2 separate regions of the Homo sapiens genome follow, and region 2 is linked to region 1. A link is an interaction called in ENCODE POLR2A ChIA-PET data of the cell type or tissue named here. Cell type or tissue: GM12878. All regions are shown on one strand.

What was found. ChIA-PET counts read pairs that join two places held together with the same protein. Peaks named below come from ENCODE experiments on the same cell type or tissue, not always from the same donor. Only the 100,000 strongest peaks of a DNase experiment are listed, where the experiment ranks them.
Region 2: POLR2A ChIA-PET joins it to region 1 with 5 read pairs; 2 of 35 experiments call an interaction of 5 or more read pairs at or near these places.

What each region holds. Positions count from the first base shown.
Region 1 is chr16:31,363,950-31,366,449 of GRCh38, forward strand. The region is part of intron 14 of ITGAX (integrin subunit alpha X); the gene reads left to right. Among named protein-coding and RNA genes, the nearest start is that of ITGAX, 10 kb to the left of the region's middle. In GM12878, no CTCF peak of the experiment used is centred here; a DNase peak (open chromatin) is centred at 1,352.
Region 2 is chr16:31,233,628-31,236,127 of GRCh38, forward strand. No RefSeq gene overlaps it. Among named protein-coding and RNA genes, the nearest start is that of PYDC1, 18 kb to the left of the region's middle. In GM12878, no CTCF peak of the experiment used is centred here; no DNase peak of the experiment used is centred here.

The DNA of each region.
Region 1 (2,500 bases):
CAACCTTCCCTTCCACTCGCCCCTCTCCTCCCTGGATGCTACATGATTTTATTCCCTTCCTGCCATCAAGGTCCCACCAAATGCCCATCCCTGCAGCCGCCCTCCACCCCAAGGGAGCAGGGTTCCCTGAGAACGAAGGGCTGCTTTTCTTGGCAAAAGTCAAGAAAGCTCTGTTAAAAAATAGGCAAAGGGGCTGCTCCAGGTGGCTCACATCTGTAATTCCGACACTTTGGGAGGCTGAGGCAGGAGGATCACTTGAGGCCAGGAGTTTCAGGCCAGTCTGGGCAACATAGGGAGACCCCATCTCTAGAAAAAATTTTAAAAATTAGGCAGGCATTGTGGTGCTGTAGTAACTGTAGTCCCAATTACTCGGGAGGCTGAGGTGGGAGGTCACCTGAGCCCAGGAGGTTGAGGCTGCAGTGAGCTATGATTGCGTCACTTCACTTCAGCCCAGGTGAAAGAGCACAATCCCGTGTCAAAAAAAAAAAAAAAAAAAAAAAAAGGGCAAAGGATTTGGATAGGGTAGACGTTTCTCCAAAGAAGAGGTACAAAGGGCCAATGGGTGCATAAAATGATTCTCAATGTCATTAGTCATCAGCAAATCAAAACTATAATGAGATGCCACTTCTCACCTACTAGAATGGCTAGAAACAAAGGCGGATAATGACAGGTGTTGGTGAGGATGTGGAGAACCGGGCATCCTCCCCCATGCTGGGGATGATGTAAATCCACGCAGCTGCTTTGGAAATCAGCATGGCAGGTCCTCAAAACATTAAACATAGGCTGGGCACAGTGGCTCATGCCTGTAACCCCAGCACTTTGGGAGGCCGAGGCAGGTGGATAACCTGAGGAGTTTGAGACTAGCCTGGCCAACACAGTGAAACCCCATCTCTACTAAAAATACAAAAAAAAAAAAAAAATTAGCTGGGCATGGTGGTGGGTGCCTGTAATCCCAGCTACTTGGGAGGCTGAGGCAGGAGAATCTATTGAACCTGGGAGGTGGGGGTTGTGGTGAGCCGAGATCGCGGCACTGCACTCCAGCCTAGGCAACAAGAGCAAAACTCCGTCTCGAACAAACAAACAAACAAAAAGTTAAACATAGAGTTGCCATGTGATCTGGCAATTCCACCTATAAAACATGCTAAGTGAGGGAAGCCAAACACAGAAGGCCACATGTATTCAGGCCAAATGTCCAGAACAGACAGATCTGTAGAGACAGAAAGTAGATGAGCAGTTTCACAGGGCTGGGTGTGGGGGAAAGTCAGGGGCATGAGGGTGACTGCTAATGGGTGTGGAGTCTCTTTTTGGGGTAGTGGAAATGTTCTAAAATTGATTGTGGTAGTGGTTTCACAACTCTCTAAACATACCAAAAGGCACTAAGTCATATACTTTAAAGGGGTGAGTTGTGTGCTATGTGGTCTATAGCTCAAAAAAGCTGTTACCAAAAAGAAAAAAGTGCCAAGGAAGGTCCCTGCAGTTCTGTCACACACCAGCTGTGTGATCTTTGACAGGTAACTCACCCTCTCTGTGCTCAGTTTTCTCACTGGTAAAATGGTGATACTAATAGAACCAACCTTATTGAGCTGCTGCTGTGAGGATTAAATGAGTTAGTATGCATGAAGTGCCTGGCACACAATAGGTATCATGTTGTTATAATCTGTTTTAATTATCATTAAGATAGTTTAACAACTGGCCAGGCGCGGTGGCTCCCGCCTGTAATCCCAGCACTTTGGGAGGCTGAGGCAGGCAGATCACTTGAGGTCAGGAGTTCCAGACTAGGCTGGCCAACATGGGGAAACCCCGTCTCTACCCAAAATACAAAAATTAGTTGTGCGTAATGGCGCATGCCTATAATCCCAGCTACTTGGGAGGCTGAGGCAGGAAAATGGCTTGAACCCAGGAATCGGAGGTTGCAGTGAGCTGAGATTGCGCCACTGCACTCCAGCCTGGGTGATAGAGTGAGACTCCATCTCTAAACAAACAAACAAACAAAAAACACATAGTTTAACACCTGAAGGGGAATCTAAAGAAGAGGGTGAAAGACTGTTGAGAATAACAAGGGCCCACGTGTTGTCATGAAACTGCAAACAGTTCGTACCAATTCCCACAACCCATCACATGCAGGCATACCTTGTTTTATGCGCTTTGCAGATACTGCATTTTTTACACGCTGAAGGTATGCAGCGACCCTGCACTGAGCAAGTCTATCAGTGCTGTTTTCCCAGCTGCATGCACTCACTTTGTGTCTCCGTGTTACTTTGGTAATTCTCACAATGTTTCAAACTTTTTTGTAATTATCATGTCTGTGATGGTGATCTGTGATCAGTGATCTTCGATGTTGCTATTGTCCTCTTTTTGGGGCACCATGAAGCACGTCCGTATATGAAGGCGAACTTCATAAATGTGTGTGTTCTGACTGCTCCACCACTGATAGCTCCCCTGTCTCTCTCTCCCTCTCCTGTGGCCTCCCTATTCCCTGCAATGCAATGATATTGAAATT
Region 2 (2,500 bases), 130 kb before region 1:
CGGTGGCAATTTCTTAAAAGAATTTCTTAGGCCAGGTGCTGTGGTTCACGCCTGTAATCCCAGCACTCTGGGAGGCCGAGGTATGTGGATCACCTGAGGTCAGGAGTTCAAGACCAGCCTGGCCAACATGGCAAAACCCCATGTCTACTAAAAATACAAAAGCTAGCTGGGCGTTGTGGTGGGCATCTGTAATCCCAGCTACTCGGGAGGCTGAGGCAGGAGAATCACTTGAATCCAGGAGGCGGAGGTTGCAGTGAGCTGAGATCATGCCATTACACTCCAGCCTGGGTGACAAAGTGAGACTCTATCTCAAAAAAAAAAGAATTTCTTAAAAGAAGACAATAATGAGGCTGGGCACGGTTGAGTCATGCCTGTAATCCCAGCACATTGGGAGGCCAAGGCAGGTGGATCACCTGAGCTCAGGAGTTCAAGACCAGCCTGGCCAACATGGTGAAACCCCGTCTCTACTAAAGATACAAAAATTAGCTGGGCATGGTGGCTGGTGCCTCTAATCCCAGCTACTCAGGAGGCTGAGGGAAAAGAATTGCTTGAACCCAGGAGGCGGTTCGGTGAGCCGAGATTCTACCATTGCATGCCAGCCTGGGCTACAAGAACAAAAGTCCATCTCAAAAAAAAAAAAAAAAAAGACTTGAAAGGCAAAATGACTCTTTGATCCATGCACTGCAGAAGAGATGTTGTGTTAGCAGCTGTATTAGTCCATTCTCACACTGCTGTGAAGACATACTTGAGACTGGGTAATTTACAAAGGAAAGAGATTTAATCAGCTCATGGTTCTGTGGGCTGTACAGGCTTCTGCTTCTGGGAAGGCCTCAGGAAACTTATAATCATGGTGGAAGGTGAAGGGCAAGAAGGCACATCTTCACATGGCTGGCGGGAGGTGAGAGAGGTGCTACATGCTTTAAAACAAGCAGCACTAGGGGGACGATGCTAAACCATTAGAAACTGCCCCCATGATCCGATCACCTCCCACCAGGCCCCTCCTCCAACACTGAAGATCACAACCTGACGTGAGATTTGGGTGGGAACACAGAGCCAAACCATATCAGCAGGCATGAAAACAACATTTATCTCTTGGTACATCTCCATCAGAGCTCTTGGGTAACCAGGTGCATTGTCAATTAGCAGTAATATTTTGAAAGGAGTCTTTTTGAGAAGATGTGGTGGCTTGTGTCTGTAATCTCAGCACTTCAGGAGGCTGAGGAGGGAGGATCACGTGAGCCCAGGAGTTTGAGACCAGCCTGGGTAATATAGCAAGACCCTGTCTCTACAAAAAATAAAAAAAATTAGTCAGGCATGGTGGCACAAACCTGTAGTTCCAGTTACTTGGGAGGCTGAAGCAGGAGGATTGCTTGAGCCTAGGAGGTTGAGGCTTCAATGAGCTATGATCATGCCACTGCACTCTGCCTGGGCAATGGAGAAAGAAAGAAAGAAAAAAAGAAAGAAATTTCCTTTTGAGCAGTAGTTCTCAACAGTGGGCTTAAAATATTCAGTCAACTGTGCTATAAACAGATATGTTGTCATCCAGGCTTTGTTGTTTCATTTATAGAGACAGGCATAGTACATTTAACATAATTATTAAGGGGTCTAGGATTTTTGGAATGGTAAATGAGCATTAGCTACAACTTAAAGTCACCAGCAGCATTAGTCCCTAACAAGAGAGTCAGCCTGTCCTTTAAAGCTTTGAAGCCAGGCATTGACTTCTCCTCTCTAGCTATGAAAGTCCTTGATGGCATCTTCTTCCAATAGAAGGCTGTTTTGTCTACATTGGAAATCTGTTGTAAGGTGTAGCCACCTTCATCAATGATCTTAGCTAGATTTTCTGAATAACTTGCAAGTTATCCAGAAAAGGTTTTTAATTGACTTTGCCTAGATCCATCAGAGGAATCACTATCTATGGCAGCTATAGCCTTATGAAATGCATTTCTTTCTTTTTTTCTTTCTTTCTTTTTTTTTTTTGAGACAGAGTCTTGCTCTGTCACCCAGACTGGAGTGCAGTGGCGTGATCCCAGCTCACTGCAACCTCGGCCTCCCAGGTTCAAGCAATTCTGCTTCAGCCTCCCAAGTAGCTGGGATTACAGGCGCCCACCACCACTCTTGGCTAATTTTTTGTATTTTTAATAGAGATGGGGTTTCACCATGTTGGCCAGGCTGGTCTCGAACGCCTTATCTCAGGTGATCCACCTGCCTTGGCCTCCCAAAGTGCTGGGATTACAGGCTTGAGCCACCACGCCCGGCCATGAAATGTATTTCTGAAGTAATAAGACTTGAAAGTCGAAATTACTGCTTGGTCCATGGACTGCAGAATGCGTGTTGTGTTTGCAGGCATGGAAACAACACTAATCTCCTTGGACATCTCCATCAGAGCTCTTGGGTGACCAGATGGATTGTTAATGAGCAGCAAACTTTGGAAATAAATCTATTTTTCTGAGCAGCAGGTCTCCAGAGTGGGCTTAAAACACTCAGTCTTTGGCCGGGCACG